2 separate regions of the Homo sapiens genome follow, and region 1 is linked to region 2. The links are chromatin loops, found by intact Hi-C in ENCODE. Cell type or tissue: mammary epithelial cell. All regions are shown on one strand. Links, peaks and the distances in the headings refer to the core of each region. The heading gives the core; the rest is flanking DNA.

The links. A loop is a pair of places that touch in the nucleus more often than their neighbours do. Peaks named below come from ENCODE experiments on the same cell type or tissue, not always from the same donor. Only the 100,000 strongest peaks of a DNase experiment are listed, where the experiment ranks them.
Region 1: a loop joins it to region 2, with 6 times the contacts of the local background. A loop is called at or near these places in 24 of 110 quality-filtered maps.

What each region holds. Positions count from the first base shown.
Region 1 is chr18:23,409,705-23,415,078 of GRCh38, forward strand. The region is part of intron 3 of SLC35D4 (solute carrier family 35 member D4); the gene reads right to left. Among named protein-coding and RNA genes, the nearest start is that of SLC35D4, 26 kb to the right of the region's middle. In mammary epithelial cell, for the core only: a CTCF peak has its summit at 2,295 (motif pointing left); no DNase peak of the experiment used is centred there.
Region 2 is chr18:22,811,539-22,816,912 of GRCh38, forward strand. All of the region lies in intron 2 of RBBP8-AS1 (RBBP8 antisense RNA 1), which reads right to left. All of the region lies in intron 1 of LOC124904263 (a long non-coding RNA gene), which reads left to right. Among named protein-coding and RNA genes, the nearest start is that of RBBP8, 120 kb to the right of the region's middle. In mammary epithelial cell, for the core only: a CTCF peak has its summit at 2,287 (motif pointing right); a DNase peak (open chromatin) is centred at 2,683; H3K4me3 peaks cover 239 bases; H3K27ac peaks cover 1,150 bases.

The DNA.
Region 1 (5,374 bases), core at 204-5,203, 600 kb after region 2:
ATGGTGGCACATGCTTGTAGTCCCGGCTACTTGGGAAGCTGAGGCAGGAGAATGGATTGAACCCAGGAGGTGGAGGCTGCAGTGAGCCGAGATCGCACCATTGCACTCCAGCCTGGGCGACAGAGCAAGACTCCGTCTCTTAAAAAAAAAAAAAAAAAAAGAGGATGGTTGTATCTGTATTGAACATAGACAGACCTTTCTCTTGCCATTATTCTCTAAACAATACAGCGTAACTACTACTGACGTAGCATTTACGTTGTAATCTAGAGATGATTTAACGTATATGGGATGACATGTGTAGGTTATGTGCAAATACTGTGCTGTTTTATATCAGGAACTTAAGCACCTGGAAATCTGGTTATGAGAGGGAACCTAGAAGCAGTCCCCCACATATACCAAGGGTCAACTGTATTCTTGTCTCATATCATGGTGTTTTTGCGATATGTAGGATAAATTCCCTGAAGTGGAAATGCTATTAAAAGATATGTGCATTAGGCCGGGCGCGGTGGCTCAGGCCTATAATCCCAGCACTTTGGGAGGCCGAGGTGGGCGGATCACGAGGTCAGATCGAGACCATCCTGGCTAACACAGTGAAACCCTATCTCTACTAAAAATACAAAAAATTATCCGGGTGCGGTGGTGGGCGCCTGTAGTCCCAGCTACTCTGGGAGGCTGAGGCAGGAGAATGGCATGAACCCGGGAGGCAGAGCTTGCAGTGAGCCGAGATCACGCTACTGCACTCCAGCCTGGGCAAAAGAGCGAGACTCTGTCTCAAAAAAAAAAAAAAGGTGCATTAAAGTTCGTAACTGGGGGCTGGGGGCTGGGCGTAGTGGCTCACGCCTGTAATCCCAGCACTTTGGGAGGCTGAGACGGGCAGATCACCTGAGGTCAGGAGTTCAAGACGAGCCTAGACAACATGGTGAAACCCCTAAAAATACAAAAAGTAGCCGGGCATCATGGCGGGCGCCTGTAGTGCCAGCTACTCGGGAGACTGAGGCACGATAATTGCTTGAACCTGAGAGGCAGAGGCTACAGTGGGCCAAGATCGCACCACTGCACTCCAGCCTGGGCGACACAAGTGAGACTCCATCTCAAAAACAAAAAGAAAAAAGTTCATAACTGGGTACCAAATCACCTTCCAGAGAGGTTGTAATGACCTGCCCTCCTTTACAGATCTAATGCTGTCTGATTCTAGGATAGCCAGAGGCCTGAACATTAGGAACAAACTAGGCACATGCAACTAATGCAACAATTCCCCACCTCTAATTCTTCAGCTGGTGCCATCTGGGCCTCCTGTGCTGGTTTATTCTTTCATTGTCCTGCTGGCCCACAAAGGAGGCAAGATGGAATTAAATCCTGAGATGGTCCTGGTGGGATCTCAGGTCTCTGTGGTGTGCGGGCCTCTAGGGAGATACTGAGCTACAGAAGAAAGAAGGAAGGAAGGAAGGAAGGAGGGAAGGAGGGAAGGAGGGAAGGAAGGAAGGAGAGAAAGAGAAGGAAGGAAAGAAAGAGAGGGGAGGGGAGGGAAGGGAAGGGGAAGGGAAGGGAAGGGCAGGGAGAGAGAAGGGAAGGGAGAGAGAAGGGAGGGGAAAGGGAAGAGGAGGGAAGGGAAAGGGAAGAGAAGGGAAGGGAAAGGGAAGAGAAGGGAGAGAAGGGAAGGGAGAGAAGAGAAGGGAGAGAGAAGGGAAGGCAGAGAGAAGGGAATGGAGAGAGAAAGAAGAAAGAAAGACAGACAGAAAAAGAAGGATAAAGAAAGAAAGAAAAAAGAAAGAAAGAGATAGAAAGAAAGAAAGAAAGAAAGAAAGAAAGAAAGAAAGAAAGAAAGAAAGAAAGAAAGAAAGAAAGAAAGGTGTGTGCTGTAGGGTCTCCCAGCAACTCCTAGCCACAAAGACTGCAGACCTTACCATGTTGAAGGACTATTTGCCAAGGGGTCTAATTTGAAAACTGTGGTAATAGATGATCTTTCTTAACTATTTATAAGCACAAATACTGCATCTTGTTTGAATCATGGGCCTGTTTTTTGTTTCCATACACACTCTGTCATCCCTAAGAACCCTGATGAACAAAGCATTTTATAAGAAGCTAACAAAAGTCTGTTGGCACGGTTTACAAAACTGTCGTTATTGAGATGAAGGCTAATTAAATTAAATTATTTGTTTTTCAAATAGAGCATGCATTATTGAGAGAACATCTACTCCCTGAAAACAATTTGCAGTTTAGCTCTTCATGGGTGCTGAAAAGGCTCCTGAAGCTGAATTTTTGAAAATTCTATGTTACACTGACACCTAGTGGACCAAAAAATAGTTTCCAAACATGAAAATAAAACAGCAAGAGGCCAGGCATGGTGGCTTACGCCTGTAATCCTAACATTTTGGGAGGCCGAGGCGGGAGGATCACTTGAGGTCAGGAGTTCGAGGTCAGCCTGGCCAACATGGTGAAATCCTGTCTCTACTAAAAATACGAAATTAGCCAGGCATGGTGGCATGCACCTGTAATCCCAGCTACTTGGGAGGCTGAGGCAGGAGGATCCCTTGAACCCAGGAGGTGGAGGTTGCAGAGCCAAGATCATGCCACTGCACTCTAGCCTGGACAACAGAGCAAGACTCTGTCTCAAAAAACAAACAAACAAAAAGAAACCAAGGTTCATGTTGACTACTGGAATTGCCTAAAATACTAATACCTTACAAATGTAAAGTCAGTATTTTCTTTAAAGTTGGAAAGGATTTCTGCATATTACATCACTAATTATAGAAGACCCCTAGATTTCTTTTTCTTTTTCTTTTTTTTTGGTCCACTACTGGTGACTATGCTTGTCAGTCTTACTGCCCCCTTTCTCCCTTCTTCTCACTTTCCTTAGACTTTTCTCTTTCATTCTTCACTCTTCCTCCTGACTCAGAGAGGATCACATTCCCTTGACGAAGTCCAGCCCTAATATTTCTTGAACCCAAGAGTCCTGTGATGACAGTTTCTCACAGAGCATAATTTAGAGATGGAGTCAAAGAACTATGGCCCATAGACCAAACCCCACCTGCTGCCTGTTTCTGAAAATAGCATTTTATCGGCACACTGTCACACCCAACCGTTTATGTATTGTCTGTTGCTATTTCTATGCTCTAACAGCAGAGCTGAGTAGCTGCAACAGAGATAGAAGAGCCCACAAGGCTAACATATTTACTCCTGGCACATCTGTTGGCCCAATTTAGAATAAGGCAGTCTGAGTCCCAACCTCTGGACCTTACTAGCTGAGATGCTCAAGGCTTCACACACTAGACAGTGCCCTGGGCTATACACAAAGGACCATGTGACCACTGGGTTTCCGTAAAGTTCTTTTTTTTTGTTTTGTTTAAAGAGATGGGGTCTCACTATGTTGCCCAGGTTGGTCTCAAACTTCTGGGCTCAAGCAATCTTCCTGCCTCAGACTCCCAGAGTGTTGGGATTACAGGCGTGAGCCACCGTGCCCAGCCTCAAGCTCCATTTCTCAAGGCACTTTCATCACTGGTTCTTCCCAGCTCTCTGATCATGCAGAATCATCACTTCTTCCCACTTCATGTTTCATTTTTTTTCTGATCCAAGATTCTCAACATGTAATCTAGTTTATGCTGAAATGGAAATCTTGTCATCTTCAGTAAGGTTCTGACAATCCCTAAAGCCCAATAAGAGCTTCAAAGAAACCAGTCTACAGCTCCCAACACCACAGTGTTTGAAAGGCCACTGCTCTCCTTCCCCACCAGGTGGTCAGGTTTTGACCCTGCCGCAGTGTTAGGGGCTGTTACCCTGTACCCTCCACTGTAAGGGCAGTTGCCTCCTCCAGCACCACCTTATCTACCTCACCCCTTCCTGGGAGGACCAAGGCTAGATGTGTCGCTGAGTGAGCCTCAGGAGATGGACTGCAGGAAAAGCACAGAACAGAGGCAATGTTAGTATTAAGAAATAGAGTTGGCCAGGCATGGTGGCTCACACCTGTAATCCCAGTACTTTGGGAGGCTGAGGTGGGTAGATCACCTGAGGTCAGGAGTTCGAGACCAGCCTGGCCAACACGGTGAAACCCTGTCTCTACTAAAAATAAAAAAATAAAAATAAAAATAAAAAATTAGCCAGGCATGGTGATGCACGCCTGTAGCCCCAGCTACTTGGGAGACTGAGGCGGGAGAAGTGCTTGAACCTGGGAGGCGGAGCTTGCAGTGAGCCAAGACCATCCCACTGCACTTCAGCCTGGGCGACAGAGGGAGGCTCCGCCTCAAAAAAAAAAATTAAAAAAAAAAAAAAAGAGGGCTGGGCGCGGTGGCTCACGCCTGTAATCCCAGCACTTTGGGAGGCCGAGGCAGGTGGATCATGAGGTCAGGAGTTCCAGACCAGCCTGGCCAAGATGGCGAAACCCCGTCTCTACTGAAAATACAAAAATTAGCCGGGCATGGTGGCAGGAGCCTGTAACCCCAGCTACCCAAGAGGCTGAGGCAGGAGAATCGCTTGAACAGGGCAGCAGAGGTTGCAGTGAGCTGAGATCAAGCCACTGCACTCCAGCCTGAGCAACAGAGTGAGACTCTGTCTCAAAAAGAAAGAAAAGAAAAAAAAGAAAAAGAAAAAGGAAAGGAGGAAGGAAGGAAGGAAGGAAGGAAGGAAGGAAGGAAGGCAGGCAGGCAGGCAGGCAGGCAGGAAGGGGAAAGAGAGAAAGAGAGAGAGAGTTGGGGCAGGGCACGGTGGCTCATGCCTGTAATCCCAGCACTTTGGGAGGCCTAGGCGGGTGGATCACCTGAGGTCAGGAGTTCAAGACCAGCCTGACCAACATGGCGAAATCTCGTCTCTTCTAAAAGTAGAAAAATAAGCCAGGTGTGGTGGTGCCCACCTGTAATCCCAGCTTCCCGGGGGGCTGAGGCAAGAGAGTCGCTTGAACCCCGCAGGCAGAGGTTGCAATGAGCCAAGATCACGCCACTGCACTCCAGCTTGGGTGACAGAGCGAAACTCCATCTCAAAAAAAAAAAAAATTTAAGTACAGCCAGACACAATGGCACACACCTGTAGTCCCAGCTACTTCAGAAACAGATGGGAGGATCACCTGAGCCCAGGAGTTTGACGCCATCATGGACAATATAGCAAGATCCTGTCTCTAAAATAAATAAATAAAATGTATGGCCAGGCATGGTGGCTCATGCCTGTAATCCCAGCACTTTGAGAGGCCATCAGGAGGACTGCTTGAGGCCAGGAGTTTGAGACCTACCTGGGCAACATAGTGAGATGCTGTCTCTACAAAAGTTTTAAAAATTAGCCAGCATGATGGCTCACACCTATAGTTTCAGCTACTCAGGAGGCTGAGGCAGGAGGATCTCTTAAACCTAGGAGTTGCAGGCTACAGTAAGCCATGACTGCACCACTGTAC
Region 2 (5,374 bases), core at 284-5,283:
GCAGTCTATCAATTTTGTTGATCTTTTCAAAAAACCAGCTCCTGGATTCATTGATTTTTTGAAGGGCTTTTTGTGTCTCTATCTCCTTCAGTTCTGCTCTGATCTTAGTTATTTCTTGCCTTCTGCTAGCTTTTGAATGTGTTTGCTCTTGCTTCTCTAGTTCTTTTAATTGTGATGTTAGGGTGTCAATTTTAGATCTTTTCTGCTTTCTCTTGTGGGCATTTAGTGCTATAAATTTCCCTCTACACACTGCTTTAAATGTGTCCCAGAGATTCTGGTATGTTGTGTCTTTGTTCTCATTGGTTTCAAAGAACATCTTTATTTCTGCCTTCATTTTGTTATGTACCCAGTAGTCATTCAGGAGCAGGTTGTTCAGTTTCCATGTAGTTGAGTGGTTTTGAGTGAGTTTCTTAATCCTGAGTTCTAGTTTGATTGCACTGTGGTCTGAGATACAGTTTGTTATAATTTCTGCTCTTTTACTTTTGCTGAGGAGTGCTTTACTTCCAACTATGTGGTCAATTTTGGAATAGGTGCGGTGTGGTGCTGAGAAGAATGTATATTCTGTTGATTTGGGGTGGAGAATTGTGTAGATGTCTATTAGATCTTCTTGGTGCAGAGCTGAATTCAATTCCTGGATATCCTTGTTAACTTTTTGTCTCATTGATCTGTCTAATGTTGACAGTGGGGTGTTAAAGTCTCCCATTATTATTGCATGGGAGTCTATGTCTATTTGTAAGTCTCTAAGAACTTGCTTTATGAATCTGGGTGTTCCTGTATTGGATGCATATATATTTAGGATAGTTAGCGCTTCTTGTTGAATTGATATCTTTACCATTATGTAATGGTCTTCTTTGTCTCTTTTGATCTTTGTTGGTTTAAAGTCTGTTTTATCAGAGACTAGGATAGCAACCCCTGCCTTTTTGTTTGCTTGGTATATATTCCTGCATCCCTTTATTTTGAGCCTATGTGTGTCTCTGCACGTGAGATGGGTTTCCTGAATACAGCACACTGATGGTTCTTGACTCTTTATCCAATTTGCCAGTCTATGTCTTTTAATTGGAGGATTTAGCCCATTTACATTTAAGGTTAATATTGTTATGTGTGAATTTGATCCTGTCATTATGATGTTAGCTGGTTATTTTGCTTGTTAGTTGATGCATAATGTAAATGTTATGTATTATGTGCCTAATCATCTGCTGGTTCAGTTTTTTAATATTTGGATTATTTAGTATCTGGTTTTGTTTAACGGAACAGGACTGTGGTCAGAACAATGGCATGGTCAACCGGGATGCCCTCCTTCTGCAAGATAGGGAAGGGCGGGTGCTACATGACTGTGGGAACCAGGTGTCTGGCAATTGGGATGGTAACTGTCAAGAAATGCAAGTGTCTGAGGCTTTACCCTACTGGCAAGCTAACTTGTTTTATGGATGCTGTTAGAAGATGCAAGATTCCTGGATCAGGGAAAAGGATTTTATTACCTAAGCCACAGGAAGCAGCATGAACTTCATGCTTGCATCAGTTTCCCTTGCCCATCAGGTCACACAGGGGCAAAGTAGAGATTCCCAGGTTGGTGCTGTATACACTATGGGTTTCTATCACAGTTGAGTAATCTCAAGCTTAGGAAACCCAAATCTTATAATGGGCTGCAAGCAAACCTGCTTAACCTTTGCTCCAGAGAGAGACATACTGAACAAAAGCAAAGCTCTACTCTGGAGGAAGACACTATCTCTTTTTTCCAAGACTTTTCACTATAAAACATCCTTGGAAAGGTTGTCTGGAACAAAGGGCTGTCAGTGCCTCTGTTCACTAGCTGTGCAAGAGATGTATGTAGAAGTAGAATTACCTTCAACAGTGACTTAGCAGGTTCTGAAAAAAAAACCTGGAGTCACGAAATATCAGCCCATTTTATCATTCATCTGCACCAAAAGAAAATGTTGGTGAAATTAAAATTTAAAAACCCAACTCTCTACTCCCTCCCTTTCAAAAAAATTTAAGCAAAGCATGCAGCCTGGTACACAGTAGGCATCCAACAAGTGCTGATACCCATTCTCAGGCTCCCCACACATATCCTCTCACATAATTTTGGTGCTCATTTATTCTTTTCTTTGACATATGCTCTTATTTTCATTGTTTTCATCTTTATAAAAAATATTGATGTTGCAATTATGATTCGCAAAGGAATATGTCCTAGATGACCATATTTATAACTTCCCCAAAGGTCCAAAGAACTTTTTTGGATGTTTTGTACTGGAGTTGGTCTTGAGTTTCTGCACATGTGATACACTAGGTGGTGCTAATTGACTGAGCTGAGCAGGGACACTCTTTGCAGCGACGTTAAAGACTAAACCTCACTGAATAGATGTTTTTACAGACGTCAATCAAAGGAGGAAATCTCAATTATTAATAACTGCACTTCTTGAAGATATAAAGAGAAAATGCTATTAATAACGATCATGGTCTTTTCCTTCCCAAATTATTTATAATTACCTGCTTTGCCAAGGACAGAATTCAGCTCTAATTCTGCAGACATTGTCAGGTAATTGTTACGTTCAAGAAAAGCTCTAGCCTGAGTGAAATCTCCTAAACTAGAAAGTTGCCTTTCCTGGAGGAGCAACAATATGGAGAAATGCTTTGTAGAGCAAGGCAGAATTTTCTTTCCAGACCCAGGCAAGCTCAGGCAAGAACCTAAGACTACAGCCAGGTGTAGGGGAAAAAAATTCCTCAGCTGGTCTAGATCAACAAACCACTAAATCACTAAACTAAAGGGCTCCTTTACTAATTTGTCTTACATGGTCAGAAACATAATTTCAAGAAAAAGAAAGTCTTTATTTGAATTTATTGTTCAGACTAAAAGCGAATTAACCAGCAGGTAATCCAGGGCCAATATGAAACATAAAGGAAGATTTATATGAATCATACTTCCTCTGCATTGTATTACAGGAGAAATATAGTTCTAATTTGTAAACGTTCAAAGCATTTCTGACCCTTAAATAACTCCGATTTATAAAAGTAAACACACAAGCCAGCTTTTACTGTCTTTGTCTTTTATGAGTGCCGATGCATTAGGCAGCATTCTTGCAATGCCACACCAATGTGCCCCTACCAAGTAAGGTCAAAATAATAACTGTTCCAATTCTTTTTGTTGTTTTTTTTATAGAGATGGAGGTCTCACCATGTTGCCCAGGCTGGTCTCCAGCTCCTGGGCTCAAGTAATCCTCTCACCTCAGCCTCCCAAAGTGCTGGGATTATAGGCATGAGCCATCACACCCAGCAACTGTTCCGATTCTCAATGACACCTCTGTCTAGTGGAAATCCCACACCAGGTCTTTAGTTCTCCATTATATAAGTCATGAAACTGTCTTTATGAATGGCTGCACCTGGAAGTTTGATGCCTGAAGGTTTTTTTATGTAAACTGGATTATATTTAAGTAAAGATATCCACCCCATAGCTGCAAAGGACTGTCATCAGTGAAAGGAGAAGTTAAAAAAAAATAGAAAAAAATATATATATAGGTAGATATAAATTATTGGTAATATTTTAGTTCTCGAATGAGTAGCATCCATTATATTCTAAAAGCATAAATAAGCAAATAAAATAAGAAGGCCATTCATGAAACAATGACAATAATATTTTATGAAGCAAGGACTATAATTAATCCAATTCTATGTACTTAAATAAATAAACAGAATAAGTCAAAGGTAGCATAACATTCCACATCCATGTGACCCAATGCCTAAACATCTGCCTGTAACTACTCAACTCAGTCCTGGGAAATAACGTGGGCAAAAATAATTCAGAATCAGGATGTCTGGTTCTCCCACATTGGTGGGAACTTGAGTGAGGAACAGTCACGCTGATAATCTTTTTTTTTTTTTTTTTTTTTTGATACAGAGTCTCGCTCTGTTGCCAGGCTGGAGTGCAGTGGTGCAATCTCGGCTCACTGCAACCTCTGCTTCCCAGGTTCAAGTGATCTTCCTGCCTCAACCTCCTGAGTAGCTGGGACTACAGGCACGTGCCACCACGCCCATCTGTATTTTTAGTAGAGACGGGATTTCACCATGTTGGCCAGGATGGTCTCGATCTCTTGACCTCGTGATCTGCCCGCCTTGGCCTCCCAAAGTGCTAGGATTACAGGCATGAGCCACTGCGCCCGGCTGCATGCTGATAATCTTACAAGGCTTCAGGTCAGAGTAAGGGGACAGGTGCCTCCTTCCTGAGGAATGAAAATGTGCAAGGATCAGAAGAAACATCAGAAGTCATGTCCTGGTGTTATGGGATCTTTGGGGTGTCAATTTTCTGGCCAGAAACCTCTGTGGCCACAGCACCTTTGCCCAAGCTCTTGTCCTGAATCCAGGAAGAATGAAGTATGCAGACAAGTGAAGGGTGAACAAGACAAAAATGAGCTTTACTGAGTGTTACAACAGCTCAGAGGAGACCTGCAGTGGGTAGCTCCTCTCTGTAGGCAGGTCATCTATGGAGTTTTCAGTTCTCAGCAGAGAGGTGGCCCTGGAGAGGATAGCTCCTCTCTGCAACTGGTCATCCTGATGTCTGCAGCTCTGCAGCTCTCCCCCAGAGAGGAGGCCCTGGAGATGACGGCTCCTCTCTGCCAGCAAGTCGTCTCTGCAGCTCTCAGCAGAGAGGATAACTCCTCTCTGCAACTGGTCATCCCATCATCTGCAGCTATCAGCAGAGAGAATAGCTCCTCTCTACAGCTGGTCGTCCCATCCTCTCTTTCTCTCCCCTCTTTGTTCCTCTGGCCATCCTCTGCCCTGCTCTGGCTGAGCCCAGGGCTTTTATGGACCTCAGAGGGGAGGAAGTGTGTGCCTATTGGTCCATGGGCAGCCATGGGTGGTCCAGAAGAGGCACCACGAGTCCCCACTCCCATCCACAGGACTGGCAGCCCAGATCCAAGCCTTCAGGCCCTTCCCAGCCTGAAGGTGGGGCCTTAATGCGGGCTGCCCCCTTCCACCCAGGACTCTGCCTCTCGCTGCCATTCAAGGCCCAGGGCTCGGCCCCAACCCCACTCAGATATCCCAGCAGACACTGGGAAAGGAGAAGGGAGGGTTTTTCCTGGGGCCCCCAAGGTACAGGCTGCAGGGATGCCAGGGTCCTCCTGCGCCTAGGAGAGCGGGAGCTCCAGCCCCATCAACTCGGAAATGGGCTGGGCTCCTGCTTGTCCCGGCTCCTGCTCCATGAAACAGGAGGCCCAGGTCTGCAGCCTCGGGTCTGGCTGCTGCAGCTGCACCCAGGAGGGCAGATCCTGCCTGTTTCCGGCCCCCACCCAAGATCACTGGGAGGCTCCGATCCATAGCTGCAGTTTGGGTGGCTATAGCCCCACCCAGGAGGGCAGGTCTTCTGCCTGCTCCATAGAGC